Regions from separate parts of the Homo sapiens genome. Here regions 2 and 3 are each linked to region 1. A link is a contact called in ENCODE Hi-C or POLR2A ChIA-PET data. All regions are on one chromosome and are shown on one strand. Each heading gives the region's core, a stretch centred on a gene start or an enhancer-like site at or near the end of the contact. The rest is flanking DNA. Distances are from core to core; before and after follow the strand shown. Region 1 holds the start of NOL8 (nucleolar protein 8). Region 2 holds the start of LINC02603 (long intergenic non-protein coding RNA 2603). Region 3 holds the start of PHF2 (PHD finger protein 2).

Region 1 (5,002 bases), core at 661-3,160:
GACACTACTATGGGGACTAATGAAATCTTGTGGCCAGTAAAGAAACTATTTTTCCCTGGTTCTTAAACTTCCAAGTGTGCACACAAATCCTCTGTTAGGGCAGTGTATTTTTTTAAAATGCAGATTCTGATTCAGTAGGTCAGGATGTCGCTCTAACAAACCGCCAGGTAATGCTAAAGCGTCCCATCTGTGGAGCACACCTCAAATAGCAAGGGTCTTTAATACATTTACTCTCATTTGTGGAGGAGCACACCTTTTTCCTCTCCCTTTAACCAGTCACAGCTTCCTCTACTTTCATGACCGCACGCAGACATTTTCTGTAGATCTCCTCCTTCCCATTTTCTACCAATTCTTCTCCAGTTAGCTCAGGAAAAATCCCATTCTTTCTGCACCTATGTCAAATTACTCTTGACTCAAAAATTGAAGACAGTTTATGTTTTCGAGAGGCTTCTATGTTTGAGATGATAATACATAATTACGGTTGCAGAGCTTTTCTCTCCCTCTCCTTCAATAAACCAAAAGTGCCCAGACTTTGGAGTAAAATTTTTGGGTCCCAATCCATCTCTGACAATTCCTTTCTCTGGAACCTTGGACAAGCTACCTAACTTCTCTGAGCCTCAGTTTCTTCAACTATAAAACAGGGCTAACAGTAGCACCTACCTCAGAGGAATGTCAAATTCTCCTGCAGTCTATATTAACTACTTTTCTTTTATCAACTTAGTTTTTTACCGAAGTTATTTTTCAAAGGAATTTTTATGTCATCGTAAACACAAAGTCATTATCAGTTGAGATGGTTAGCTGACCTACCAAAACAAATGCCATGAAACCAAACGGAGTTATTAAATCCCAACTAGAGATACTTCTGCATACTGGAGGCGGAATTATCTAGCTAGGGATATAGTCAAGACTTCCTCCTTGTCAGTCATCCACACAGACGACTGCGATTAAACGAGTTAATACCCTGCAATGCGTTTACAGCTGGGCGCCGTACGCGCTGCTCCCAACTCTAGGCCATCGTCATGACAGGATCAATGCCAGTTCATGCCCACTTTCTAGGGCTGGGAGTAGGAGACCGAGGATGTCTGTGGAGATTCACCCGCCTGGCCCGGGAACCCTGGCCAGCGGGCCCTGGGGGACTTGGGGTGGTCACGTACTGGACTCGGGACTTCTCTTCCCAGGGCGCCGGTGGGTCCTCACACGCTCGCCGCAGGGCCGCGATCTCAGCTTGCAAGGCGCGCACCTCTGCCAGCTCTGCGTCCATGGCGCGTTGCTGACCGCAGCCGGGCCGGCAGCGCAGCTGTCACTCCGACCTGCGCGCTTCACCCGCGCTTCAAGCCTCGCGCGCGCTCCCGGCGCGGACCATCCCAGAGCTCACGCGGAGGGGAGGCGGGAGAGCTCCGCGTGACCCCAGCGGCCCTGCACGTCCAACTCCGCTCTCGCACGAGAGCCTGAGTCCTCCACTTCCCCGCACACGTTTCCCTGGCTGTCTAAGCAGTGGCTATACTTTCTCTGGAGAGCGCGTTCTTTGCTACTCCAAGCCCAAGCGCTCCGCTGCTCACCCTAGCCGGCAGCCTTGGAGCCGCCCGGCCGCGTGCCTCACTAAAGAGGCAGGGCTGGGATCACGTGGAGGGGAGCGCCTCTTTATTTTTTTCACCTACTTCCTCTCTTACGCCGACCTAGTCCAGGAATTGGTACACACAGCGATAGTGTTCAATAGAAACTAGGGGATTTTGGTTTAGGCTCTTTTGCAGTCGTTGAGGGGGAGGTGACGGAGGCGTCAGGGAAGGTGGGAGGACGGAAAAGGAAATTAAAAGCTCTTGGGAACTGAATTGTGGTAACGGAACCTTAGGAGGCTGGGTTGGAAATCGAGTAGGAAGGAAGAGAGGATGCTCCGTTGGGACACGTGACCAGAAGTTAGGGGCTGCAGCGGCGCTGGCTTTAGGTGAACGACGTGGTGAGGAGTGGGTTTCGGGCATGAGAAGTCACAGGGCCGTTTCCTAGTCTCTCTTCACTTCTTTGGGTCTTCTCAGAGAAAGAAGGCTGCCGTGGGTAGGCTGGGGGCGGAGACTATCGGGAAGAGGTAGGCCGAAGTTCTGCCCAGAATACACGCCATGTGGTGGACGCTGGTTGGGAGTCTCTTCTGGAAAGAGTCTGTCAGCTCTTGGGGAAGGGAAGGGCGAGAGCTGAGCGCCTGCCGGGTGCTAAACGAAATGAGAGATACTATGATGGGCCCTAGTACCTCTGGAAAAGTTTTCCTGAGTCCCCTGTGATACAGCAACCTTCATAGTATAGTGTTAAGAATTCCAAGTTCTGAAGGTAGACCTGCATTATAATCCTGGATTCACTAATTTTCGGTATGGCATTGAGGAAGTGACTTAACCTCTTCTGCTCTCCTGAAAAATGGGAAACATGCAAACTACTTTGTACAATGCAGGCACATAGCAAAAACACAAGTCTGTATTCGCTATATCCCTTGATCTTTGTGTCTGAACCCCACTTTGCAGCACTTTTATTGTGACATAATATTGTGCCATTTGTTTTATTCTTTTGTGACTATAAGGAGCTCCTAGCCTCTCTATTCACTTCTTTGGGTCTTCTAGGAGGAAGAAGGCTGGGGTGGGTAGGTTGGGGGTGGAGACAATTAGGAAGAGGTAGGCTAGCTCTTTTTATCTTTTAGTGCGTTACATCCTGTTTCTGTCAGACTTTGTTAAAGACAGTAAATGAATGTATGAGTGAGTCAAGGAAAAACATCTAAAAACATGAATACATAAAATTAAGAGGGATAGAGTGTAATATTATGGCCATTTGGAGGAAAAAAACTCTGTCTGTACCTGTGTCTATATGGGTATGGGGTTGCTGTTCCAAAGTGCATTCATGAAAGATGTGGATGTAGGGCTTGGGCAAAACCTCGAAGACTAAAATTTGGAAGTAATACAATAGGAAGTGAAATACAGATCCAGGAGACGGATTTGATACAGAAGGTTCAGAGGAAGTAGTTGTTTTGTTAGATTTTAGAAGAACTAAGGGAAAGAACTCTTCTCTGTATACAGAAAATTACTTTTCCCACTGAAACACACCCAAGTATATGCCCAGCCTTCATGAAAGTGAACAGAGAAACGAAGCGCCTTTATGTGGGTGGCCTTAGCCAGGACATTTCTGAGGCAGACCTACAAAATCAGTTCAGCAGATTTGGAGAAGTTTCGGATGTGGAGATCATCACACGGAAAGATGACCAAGGTAATTTATGGTCCTTCACTGGGCAGTTATAGGCAGACATAACTCAGGTTAAGTGCTAGAAAATAAAACAACCCCAAGATAAATGTTAGCTCTGAACACCAAAAGTTTTAAGTGATGTTGTGGAGGTATAATGTGTGATGTGGAACTTGACCAGAATTTGTTTCTGAAATAAGAAAAAATTCCAAATTCTAAAACATCTGATTTCAGAAACATATTAACTTCCAGTTTTGAGAACTAGAATTTTCTAACATGGATTAAGTGTCCCGTTAAGTAGACTATCACTAGCATACAATCAAAATGTTTCCTTATCTGACTACTGGACATTTTCTTCTTTTTTTTTTTGGAATATTTTGATAATTATGCTTATTTTTATAGCCAATAAAAAACAAGGTTTATCTTTGAAATAATAAGTTTTCAAGAGCTATTTTTTTTTTTAATTTAGAAACAACCGTTTTTACATTGCTCTCTGGATAAGAATTTAAATAAATTGTTTTGTTTGTTTGTTTGTTTGTTTTTTAGGAAACCCACAGAAAGTTTTTGCATATATCAACATCAGTGTAGCAGAAGCGGACCTGAAAAAATGTAAGATCATCATATATTTTCTATACTGTTTGCCAGTTTGTATGACTCTGTAACTTGGAATAACTGGTTCTAAATCTAAACCTCCACAGCCATTTTTCACGTTATCCAGAGGGACAGCAGTGATGAAGAGAATTCCAGTATCGTATAACTCAGCAGGTTTAGGTCCATTCCATTTGGCATCAGCAGACATGGTAGCACTTTACTGGTGGGTTTACTTAAAACTGCTATTCTCAAATATTTTGGACAAGGGACCAAACTTTCATAGAAACTGCCTGTTACATATATCCCACTGAATATCATGCCACATTCCCCCTCAGTCTGATCATTTCTTTGACAGCTAATCCTTGTCACTAAACACTCTTGAGGGGGCTTTAAAATACACCCTTGTAAGACCGTATCCTTGAAATTGTGAAATCTCTTGTTGATAAGTTTAGTAAAGTCAAGGGCAAACAGTGGCCTTCAATGAAGAATGGGAGATAATCCATACTGCCGCTGACACAGTAACATATTCTAGTTATTTGGAGGCCAAAAAGTGAAAAAAGACACGGAAAATAAGTAAAGGGAACACGCTAATAGAGGAAGAGGGCAATCAGTCTTTTGTAATTTCATTTGCGAAAAGATTGCTTTATTCTATTTTACATTGAGGAATATATGTGATAAATGTGAAGTTGTGGTTAAGAATACATCAACTAGGCTTTGTGACCTGTGGCAAGTTACTTAAACTTCTCAGCCCAAGTTTGCTTATGTGATGAATGACAAAAGATAGTGCTTGCCTCATAATATTTCTGTGAGAATTAAATTAAATGATACATTTGCAATACTTTGGGAGGCTAAGGCAGGTGGATCACTTGAGGTCAGGAGTTTGAGACCAGCCTGGCCAACATGGTGAAACCCCATCTTTACTAAAAATACCACAATTAGCTGGGTGTGGTGGCAGACACCTGTAATCCCAGCTACTTGGGAGGCTGAGACAGGAGAATCACCAGGGAGGCAGAGGTTGCAGTGAGCCAAGATAGTGCCACTGCACTCCAGCCTGGGCGACAGAAGGACACTCTGTCTCAAAAAGAAAAGATAAATTTGTACTTAGTACAGTATCTACCACCTACAAAATTCTGTTAATGGTATTATTAAGGAAGCTGACGGCAGATGCTCAGAGAAATCAATTACTACGGCATAGTAATTC
Region 2 (5,002 bases), core at 994-3,493, 1.9 Mb before region 1:
AGGTGAGTCATTTGTAAGTGGTGAATCTGAGTGATGAATCCATGGAACTTCAAAACTACTTCTGGATATCTTTGCAATGTTTTCATACTGAGAAGTTAGAAATAAGAGTAGGTCTTGGCCGGGCGCAGTGGCTCACGCTTGTAATCCCAGCACTTTGGGAGGCCGAGGCCGGTGGATCAGGAGGTCAGGAGTTCAAGACCAGCCTGACCAACATGGTGAAACCCCGTCTCGAGCGGGGTGCGGTGGCTCACGCCTGAAATCCCAGCACTTTGGGAGGCCGAGGCGGGCGGATCACGAGGTCGGGAGATCGAGACCATCCTAGCCAACATGGTAAAAACACAAAAATTAGCCAGGTGTGGTAGCGCGTGCCTGTAGTCCCAGCTACTCGGGAGGCTGAGGCAGGAGAATACCTTGAACCCGGGAGGCGGAGTTTGCAGTGAGCCGAGATCGCGCCGCGCCACCCCACTGCACTCCAGCCTGGCGACAGAGCAAGACTCCCTCTCAAAACAAACAAACAAACAAACAAACAAAAAACAAACCCCGTCTCTACTAAAAATACAAAAAAAATTAGCCGGGCGTGGTGGCGGGCGCCTGTGGTACCAGCTACTCAGGAGCCTGAGGCAGAGAATTGCTTGAACCCGGGAGGCCGTGGTTGCAGTGAGCTGAGATCACTCCACTGCACTCCAGCCTGGGCGACAGAGTGAGACTTCATCTCAAAAAAAAAAAAAAAAAAAAAAAAAATGTAGGTTTGGATGCCTTCCACCCAACTTCTTCCCCCACCTCCAGGAATTCAAGGAGTCACTCAACAGCCCCCTGAGGCTTGAGAAAAATGTTCCTTGGCCCTATGGGCACCATTCTGCTTGTTGCAACCCATGCTCCCGGAAGGGTCCCCAAGTCCGAGGGAGCCACACAGCTGCAGAAGCCGACAATCTGGATACAAGCACGCCCCCATGCAACCCACAACCCAGGGATGTCTAACTCCAGGCAAGCCCTTCTCAACTCACCAACTTGGGTCCCCAGGCCCCAAGGCTACTGACCCGAGTCGCACGGCCCTAGCCGTCCCCCCCCCCACTATCAAGACCAAGTCTGGATGTCTACCCACAAACAATCCTCCCCCACAAACCCGGGTCCTAGTGGCCAAGCTGCACCATCACCACCACAGTGCACCAGCCATCCACAAGAGCCCTAATAACTGGACTGAGGTTGGGCACGGTGGCTCACGCCTGTAATCCCAGTACTTTGGGAGGCCGAGGCGGGGGGATTACTTGAGGTCAGGAGTTCGAGACCAGCCTTGCCAACATGGTGAAACCCCGTCTCTACTAAAACACAAAATATTAGCCGGGCGTGGTGGCGTGCGCCTGTAGTCCCAGCTACTCGGGAGCCTGAGGCAGGGGAATCACGCCACTGCACTCCAGCCTGGGCGACAAGAGCGAAACTCTGTCTCAAAAAAACAAAACAAAACAAAAACCAAAAAATTAGCCGGGCGTGGTGGCGGGTGCCTGTAATCCCAGCTGCTCGGGAGGCTGACGCGGGAGCATGGCTTGAACCCGGCGGCTGGGGTGGGGCGCGGAGATTGCAGTGAACCGAGATTGCGCCACTGCACTCCAGCCTGGGCGACAGAGAGAGACTCTGTTTCAAAAATAAATAAATAAATAAATAAAATTTAATAAATAAACAAATAAACAACCCGACTGATGCCCAAGCCGCGTGCCTCCCACTAATGGGGAAGTTTGCTCCAACCGAGGATATCATGTCCTCCAAAGGCACATTTGCTGGCCCAGAGACCTCCGAGGCGCGATGGTGGGGAGGGGATGGCGGGATACTAGTGGCAGGATGCTGTCTGGGTACCCCAGGCAGAGCCCACTCAGCGGCCCCCGAAGTACCGGGGACGCACCTGCGAAGTAGCTCGGGAAGTCGGTCCCAGGCCTGCACTGGCCCCTCCAGGTCAACATACTGGGCCCAAAGTCCCGCCAGAAGCACGCGACAACGCCAACGCCCCCTCCCCACCAGAGGACCTCCGCCAAGACCTCTCTCCGGGGTGGACCACGCACGCCCAGACCCCACAGCCGAAACTCAAAACACCAAGGAACATGTGGCCACGACATGGACTGCCCATGCCAGCTTTCCCGACCTTCCTTCCAGTGGAAGGCCCGCGAAAGCGGGGACCACCTCCGGGCTAGCTCACCAGAACTGTGAAAGGACACTCACCACGCACCAGGCGACGATGCCGGAACGCGGAAGTACGCGAGCCGGACTGCCCCTGGGCACGGAACTACACTACCCAGACTGCCACGGGGCGCGCAACTACCCTACCGTGGATGCCCTGGAGCGAGGGACTACAACATCCAGAATGCTGCGAGGGGCGGGACCGCAGCATCCAGGAGAAATTGTGAAAAATCAGAAAGTAAAATCTAACTTTCGGGTCTATGAGAAGGGTGGTCAGGTGAGCAGTAAGTCTTCTTTAACTTTTTATACGGTCCTTCTAATTTTTTTTTTTTTTAAAAAGATGTTACATGTCCTCCATCCTGCAAATTCACACCTGTGATTGTACACCCCTGAACTTTATCTACTTACTTATTTTTTGAGAAGGGGTCTTGCTCTGTCGGCCAGGCTGCAGTACAATGGTGTGATCATAGCTCACTGCAGCCTCAAACCCCTGGCCAAGCAATCCTCTCACCTCAACTTTCTGAGTAGCTGGGAATACAGGTGCATAGCACCACACCGGGCTAATTTTTTGTTTTGTTTTTTAGAATCTGGGTCTCGCGGCCGGGCGCGGTGGCTCACGCCTGTAATCCCAGCACTTTGGGAGGCTGAGGCGGGCGGATCAGAGGTCAGGAGTTCGAGAGCAGCCTGGCCAATGTGGTAAAATCCCGTCTCTACTAAAAATACAAAAATTACCTGGGCGTCGTGATGGGCGCCTGTAGTCCCGGCTACTCAGGAGGGTGAGGCAGGAGAATCACTTTGAACTCGGGAGGTGGAGGTTGCAGTGAGCCAAGATCGCACCACTGTACTCCAGCCTGGACAACAGAGTGAGATTCCTTCTCAAGGGGGAAAAAAAAAAAAAAGAATCTGGGTCTCGCTATGTTGACCAGGCTGGTCTGGAACTCCTGGCCTCAAGCAATTTTCCCACTTCAGGCTCCCAAAGTGCTGGGATTACAGGCGTGAGCCGTCCTTGTGGCCCAGGCTGCCTTTCGAGTTTATTTAGGGCCCTCTAGCCAGAGGTGGTGAGATTGGCAGTAACTCAAATTCCAACTGCTGGGATAGGTGATTCTCCTCGGGCTAAGGCTGGTGTAAATACTCCCTCCATGCGTGAGAATCAGCTGTGTTTGATCCAGTTTTGCTTTCTGGTATAACAGGGCAGCACTGAGTTCAATGCAATGTCTCATCATTGCTGTGCTTGCCGTCTCCCAAGAACATAGATTCTCTCTCCGCACCACAGAGCCACTGCTGGGGGATGGGTCAGGGGCATTGGTGATTCAAGACTGTCTTTCCTACCTTTTCAGTGCCTCTTTCAGTCATATGAAGTAAAAACCAGGTACTGCGAGTGCTTACCTGATTTTTGGTTCTTGTGAAGGTGCTTTTGTGTGTAAATAGTTGTTAACTTGTTTTTCTTACAAGGGGGAATGATCAGTGGAGCCTTCCATTCCACCATCTTGCTCCACCTCCCACCCCCATGTTTTAAATGACAGTGTGTATGAATGTACTTCTAAAAATGCCAAAAATACTGGGGTTTTTTTTCCTGTTATAAAGAAGAAGATTCTGAAGTTTTTTTTTTAATTCCAATTGATTACAAGAAGATAAGGAAAAACTAAACTTGAGGACATTTAACACTATAGCAATTAAAGTTATCTTACTAATGCAAAGATTGTTTATTAGATGTAACAGAATAATACGCTCAAAAACATACCAAAGTCTTTGCAAAATGAGTTATACTCTTTTTCTAAGAATTTGATAAAAAGTGGTATTTTTAAGTTACTTCCTATTTGCTTCTTCTCAAAATGAAGTAACAGGAACCAGATTTAGCCCTTCACCTTAATCAACATTTAAAAGGACAAAATATATGAAACATTTGAAGACATTTGACATCAGACAATGAAGAGCAGTGGAAATCATGGAGGTGAGCCTTTGAACTTCCCGCAGATGGAGAGAATTTCCAAGTCATAGCACAGAGAAGGGAAACTCAAGTGAAGCATGGAGTTCAACTTGAGGAGATGGAACTGGGAATCTGAGGAGGCATATGCATCTAGAGTTCACAGGGCAGAGTACAGAAAGGGAGAGAGAGCGCCAGAGATGTGCAGAGAGTCCTCTTCCTCAGGTATTAGTTAAGTGCTGACCAGCATGTACATGTGAGGAAACTCCTCAAAATTAGGGGTAAAAAACACTAGAAAGGGTTAGAGGGCAATACTGTGAGCTCAAAAAGAACAGGAATAATGTCTGTTCCCACGAGACAGAGTGGAAATGCTAATTCACATGGCATCAAGTCATGTACTCGGAAGGGTTTTGCCTCAATAGTGGGGCAAAAATTAACCTAAATGCTTCTCTGGTCTCACCTAACAGAGCTTAAATCCAAGCCTAGAAAGGACTGAATTGTTCCCAAGTAACTTAACTGCATCCCAGATAAAAAGCTCAAGAATATTTAAAAGAATACAAAACTATCCAGCATCCAATAAGGCAAAATTGGGGACTTTTTTTTTTTTTTTCTATTCTTACACCTGCTTCCATCCTAAGACCCTGGATTTTAGAATTCCAATTAAAAAAATGCTAGCATGCAAAGAATATATTCCCCAAAATGAAGAGAAAAGTCAACCAATAGAAATTACACAGAAGATATAATTAAAAGGTAAGGACACAAGCTGGGCACAGTGGCATGCGTCTGTAGTTGCAGCTACTTAGGAGGCTGCTTAAAACGATTGGGACAATTGCTTAAACCTAGGGGTTCCAGACCATCCTGGGCAAGACCCTAGCAAGACCCTGTCTAAAAAAAAAAAACCAAGATAAGAGC
Region 3 (5,002 bases), core at 1,573-4,072, 1.3 Mb before region 1:
CTGCAGGGAAAGGGAGAGAAGGATACAGGGAAACTGTACCATTTTTGGAACTCTTTTGTAAGTCTAAAGTCCCCTCAAAATAAAAAGTTTAAAAGTATTCAAACTTTTAAAAAGAGAGTTGAAATGTTAAATAGGAAGTAAATCACAGTACAGGCGGTACGAAGATCAGGAAAGAACCACCGGGGCCATACAAGACTATCTGGAGGTGGAGAAACCCCGGGGTCTGGTCACACACGTTCATTTTACTGATGAGAAAAGAAAAGTGATGCTGAGAGACCAAAGGATTTGCCCAGGGCTGTGAGAGCTGTACCAACACCACCAACCCCTGACGGCTGTCCTCCCCATCACACACCTGCCCAGAACAATTGGGGAGCAGGCACACCCAGAGGCTTTCTCCCTGTAGGGTTCACTTTGGCAGATGACTCTTGGTTAGATGCAGGAGAAAATGACTTTCATGGCCGAGGGAAAGCACAGCTTCTTTCAGACCCCACAGCCACCCCAAATAGGTGAGAATAAATCTGTGCTGATCAACTGCCTGTATTGGATTCAATCAGAGACCTCAAATAAGAAAAAAAGGAGCTAGAGCCTCCCCAGACATCCCCCTTTTGGGGATTTTTTGCATGGGCCAATACAGCAAATGACACCAACCAGCTCTCAGGCCAGCTCTCAGCCCCTGTCGCCTGCCTGCCCCTCATTCCTGGAGTTTTTCCCTTGGCCTCGAAGTCTAGTTCAGAACTAGCCTTCCCTTCCCAGAGGGTCCCCTAAGCAGCGAGACAAAGGTCTTCTCGCGTTCTCTCACTCTCCCTACTCTGGGCCCCGAGTGTGGGCAGCAGCCAGGAGCTGACACAGGTGCCCAGAAGGTTCTGTAGCAGAGTGACTGCGCTCGCCAGGTCAGGGCTCCGGTGGAGATGGGGGAGAAGGCAGAGGCCCCACCACTTTCAGGGCTTTTCAGGGCCAGCAGCTCAGCATCCCTGGATATGAGGAGCCTTAGAGGCTCTCACTCACTTTGGCCCGGCCATGAACTTCTCAACGGCTGCCAGTTGAGGGTGTGCATGTCAGCCCTGTTCTGGGCAGAGCCCGGTGTTCACACTCAGTCTCCCTTGCTCTAAGGGGCTTCCACAGCCCTGGGCATACCCAGGAAGGCAGCCCAGATTTCCGTGGGCATCCCCACCCCACAGAGTCCCAGGCCCTTCTAACAGCAGGGAGGTAGGACTCAGGACTGGGGCTGACAGACATAGCAGGCCCTGTCACATCCCAGCCACCCAGGTCCCCACATGTAAACTGGCAGGACTGGACTTGGGGCCACAGCCCACTCTTAAGCACCACTGACCAGTCTTGAAGACCCAGTCTTAGAACCTGCAGGAGGATCTCCTCTCTGGAAGGAGAATCCCGGACCACCCACCACCACACACCCCTCTCTTTCCCCCGGCTGCTTGCTGCCGGTGGTTTGGGACTGGAGCCCCAGAGGGCATACAGCCCTGGCCAGCCCCGGGTCCAAACACATCCCACAGGCAAAGTCAGATGCAAGAGAACCTGTTGGAGCAGTTTGGGCAACACTGTCACCTCCTCTTCCTCCTCCTCCATTTACTTCTTGGTGGGAAGGGACCTGCCCTAGGCATGGGGCCAGGTCATGGCCATCGGCAAGGGCCAAGAGGGCGGGGGTTTTCAGTGTCTCCAAGCGTTACCTCCTTCCCCCCTCCCCATCTTCCTTAGGGAGCATAAGATCATGTCAAAACCGGCGTTCCTGCCGGGAACGGAGAGGAGAGAAACGGGGAAAACTGAAGGCCAGGGAGGAGGTGGCAAAGCCACAACAAACCCCCCTTACCCAACTCACAGACACTATTCTGTCACCGCACTCCTGCCCGCGGACCTGCAGGCCTGCCGGGTCTAGCTGCTCCGCGGGGGTCCGGGAGGGGTCCTGCCCTCGGGGACAAGGTCCAAGGGAGCTCGCCGGCCACGGCGGAGGGTGGGCGCGCCGGCTGCCACCTCGCCGGAGCCCCCACGGACTCCCCAGCCCTGCCGGAGTCGGAGCCCGCCACTCGCGCCTCTCCCGGGACCCGCGCCGGGCTGCGCGCCCGCTTCTCCCGGCCCGGCCAACCCCGAGCCCGCGCGGGGAAAGTTCCTGCAACTTCGCAGGGGGGAGGCGGCGGGGGCTCCGGGCCTCGGCCTCCCTCCGGATGCCCGGCCTCTGCGGCCGCCGCGACCCAGCTGACAGGCGGCCCGGCCCGGGCCTGGAGCCCCAACTTCCCCGCGCCCCGAGCCCCGAGCCCACCTCCCGGCCCGCGGGCCTCGCTTTGTGCGCGGCGGCCAGGGGCGCCCAGCGCGGGCCCCGTGCTTGGCGCCCCCGCCCTGGGCACAAAAGGGCGCGCGGCCCGGCACGGCCCAGCCCCGACCGGGGCGCCCGGAATGCGGCGGCGGCGGCGGCGGCCCGTCCCCGAGCCGGGCCTGCGGGCGCGCAGCCGGGGGCGCGGGGCTCGGTCGGGCAAGGTGGCCGGGCCGGGCCGGGCCGAGCCGAGCAGCCGCCGCGCGCTCACCTGCCGTGGAACCAGTCCTTGCAGGCGTCGCACTCGATCATGAAGCGGGTAACGTCGTAGGGGAGCCGGCAGACGCAGTACACGGGCACCGTCGCCATGTTGCCGCGCCGCGCCGCCGCTCGGCCCCGCCGCTGCGCTGCCCGGGTCGGTCCGGGCCGGGCCGGGGGCCGGGCCGCGCGGGGGCGGCGGGGGCGGCGGGGCGCAGGCGGCGCCGCGGCCGGGAGGGGACGGGGACGGGGGCGCACGACAGCCCCCGCGCGCGCTCCCGGCCAGGCGCGTCCACACAATGCCGGGCGCGCTGGCTGGAGGGGCCGCGCCGGGAGCCGCCCGCCGGCCCGCGGGGCTCAGGGCGCTAGTGTGCGCGGGGGACGGGCCGCGCGCGGGACACAAAAGGGAATGGACGCGCGGGGGCGGCGGGCGGGGAGCCGCGGCCCCACCGAAGGGACCCCCGGCCGCCGAGCGGCCTCTACGTCAGCGCCCCGGGTGGCGCCGCCTCCGCCCGCCGGCCTGGGCCGCCGCTCCCGCCGCCGGGAAGGCGGGCTGGGGAACCCTGCGGGGGAGAAGGTGGGTTGGGGGACCCTGCCGGGGGAGAAGACGGCCGGGGGGACCCTGCCGGGGGAGAAGGCGGGTGGGGGGATCTCGAAGGTGGAAGATAGGCCGAGAAGGGCCCCCAAGGCTGAAGGTAGACCCAGGGGTCCGCGGGCGCGAAGGTGAGCTGGGGGAGCCTTGAGACTGAAAGTGGGGTGGGACCCCGGGGAGAAGGTGGGCGGGACCCCGAGGATAAGATAAGTTGGGGGAACCCGGGCAAGGCAGAAGGAGAGACGCGGGGTGCGGGAGTGGAGCCCGCAGGAGAGCCTTCCTAGTCTAGAAGGCCGACAAGCAAATACTTGGCCCTAACTTTCTTCTGACCCCCACCACGGTGGGGGTGTTCCTCCTCCTCGGCCGCGCTGCCTCCCTCCGTTCCCCACTGAGTTTCTGGTTGGGACACCACTTCCTCTTTCCCCTCATTTTCGGCTGGGGACTGCCGCCTCCCTCGCAGGATCCCGCGGACTTCCCTGATGCTCAGCCCCAGAGGAAGAGGACAGAAGCCCGGGCCGGGAGTGCGCTGGCACGGGCTGGTCAGCTCTGTTCCCTGGCATTTGAGCCCCCCAGGCCCGTGACCTAAGGGGCCGGGCTGGTCAGCTCTGTCAAGAGAGAGCTCCCTGGCATTTGAGCCCCCCAGGCCCGTGACCTAAGGGGCGAGGAGTATGGGAACCCTGGCCCCCGTGTCCAGGGAACTGAGCCCCCACGGTGGGGAGGAGAAGCGGAGGTGCGCTCTGAGGGGTCACTTGCACGCGTTCTAGAGGAGGACTTCCCTGCCTCGCCAGCGCTGCATCCTTGGGGCATCCGCGCTGGGCAGGGGCCACATCCCTGCCCGCCCTTCCTCCCTCACCCTCTTTCTCTCCCCATCCTCCCTCAGCAAAATCCGCATCGTGCTGGGAAATGTGGGCCACCCCTGCTCGGAATTCCAGAATCTCCGGACAGGAAACCTGGCTCAGTCTCCTAGCAGCATCCATGACAAGGCTCCTTAGCCCCTCAGCCCCTCACCATCACCGCCCACCTGCAGCTGCCAAGGGGCCGTTTGCTCCACCGCAGGCGGCTCAATTAAGGTCCTTCCTCCTACTGAGCCAAAATCTACCCTCAGAGTCAGCCACCCACCCCCAACAAGTGACCCCGTGGATACAGACTCAGGGCAGTGCCCAAAGCACTGGGCACTGGGGAAGGGGGCGGGGGGAGAAGTAGCTGGCCATAGAGGGAGAGGAAAGAGCAGGAGACCCCCAGCTCCCACACCTCTGGACTGGCCAGGATGGCCTGCAATAGGCCTTCCTACCTGAATTCCGGTTGTCACTGGTTCCCTTCCTCCTGGGTGAAAGCCTGGAATTTTTTTTTTTTTTTTTTTTTTACATACTGAAGTTCTGGGAAAGAAGTAACTCTTAAGCCATTGTCTACTATTATGTAGATAGAATGCTCAGCCTGAAGGTTGAGAGCCCAAAAGGCGGGTTTCAGGTGAGTGGTGCCCACTTCCTTGATAGATACACTCTCCCTCACCCTTACAGCAGTACTAAAGTAGTCAGGTGAGCAGTGCCCAAATGAAGCTGGAAACTTCTAGAGGCTGCTGTGATGCAGGGGAGGCTGCCCTGATGTGGGCATCCCCCCATCCCTTAACACTCCTATTAGCCTGTTTACAAACAGTGACAGTAGTTAGCCAACATTTAGCAAATGCTTTTACCAGGACAGTGCCCTGGGCTCAGTTCTTCACGAGGTTTTACCAGTACCTAACCAGATGTTTGTAAGCGCTTAGCAAATTCCTGGGTCATGATGGCAATTACTACATACTCAGGACTCTCCTTTGGTGCCTTTAGGTATTGGTATTAGTGCCATTTCACAGAAGTGAAAACTGAGGCGCTAAGCAATTAAACATCCAGCCA

Evidence for each region. A loop is a pair of places that touch in the nucleus more often than their neighbours do. ChIA-PET counts read pairs that join two places held with the same protein, here RNA polymerase II (POLR2A). Pooled maps may share reads with other maps.
Region 2: a loop to region 1 is called in a map of CD4-positive, alpha-beta T cell, with 10 times the contacts of the local background. The contact joins the promoter of LINC02603 here to the promoter of NOL8 in region 1. A Hi-C loop is called at or near these places in 1 of 168 maps with a recorded cell type or tissue (CD4-positive, alpha-beta T cell) and 6 of 50 pooled maps. POLR2A ChIA-PET finds 5 or more read pairs at or near these places in 1 of 52 experiments (naive thymus-derived CD8-positive, alpha-beta T cell).
Region 3: a map of CD4-positive, alpha-beta T cell shows a loop between it and region 1 (3-fold over the local background). The contact joins the promoter of PHF2 here to the promoter of NOL8 in region 1. A Hi-C loop is called at or near these places in 3 of 168 maps with a recorded cell type or tissue (CD4-positive, alpha-beta T cell and CD8-positive, alpha-beta T cell), 1 of 37 single-sample maps with no recorded cell type and 8 of 50 pooled maps.

What each region holds. Positions count from the first base shown.
Region 1 is chr9:92,322,258-92,327,259 of GRCh38, reverse strand. It overlaps NOL8 (nucleolar protein 8), which reads left to right and starts at 1,910. Exons shown (of 17, transcript NM_017948.6): 1 at 1,910-1,954; 2 at 3,051-3,237; 3 at 3,757-3,819. The coding sequence starts at 3,099. CENPP (centromere protein P) reads right to left here and starts at 1,307. Exons shown (of 8, transcript NM_001012267.3): 1 at 1,155-1,307. The coding sequence starts at 1,261. RefSeq lists enhancers at 1,702-1,811, 1,842-1,961, 1,740-2,628.
Region 2 is chr9:94,256,552-94,261,553 of GRCh38, reverse strand. LINC02603 (long intergenic non-protein coding RNA 2603) reads left to right here and starts at 2,243. Exons shown (of 3, transcript NR_160773.1): 1 at 2,243-2,443. It overlaps ZNF169 (zinc finger protein 169), which reads right to left and starts at 2,256. Exons shown (of 5, transcript NM_194320.4): 1 at 2,209-2,256. RefSeq lists enhancers at 799-1,444, 1,774-1,903, 1,445-2,091, 1,934-2,253, 2,092-2,737.
Region 3 is chr9:93,574,404-93,579,405 of GRCh38, reverse strand. It overlaps PHF2 (PHD finger protein 2), which reads right to left and starts at 2,822. Exons shown (of 22, transcript NM_005392.4): 1 at 2,535-2,822. The coding sequence starts at 2,632. RefSeq lists enhancers at 1,033-1,182, 3,364-3,643, 3,325-3,919, 3,920-4,515 and silencers at 2,044-2,203, 2,794-3,093, 3,204-3,263.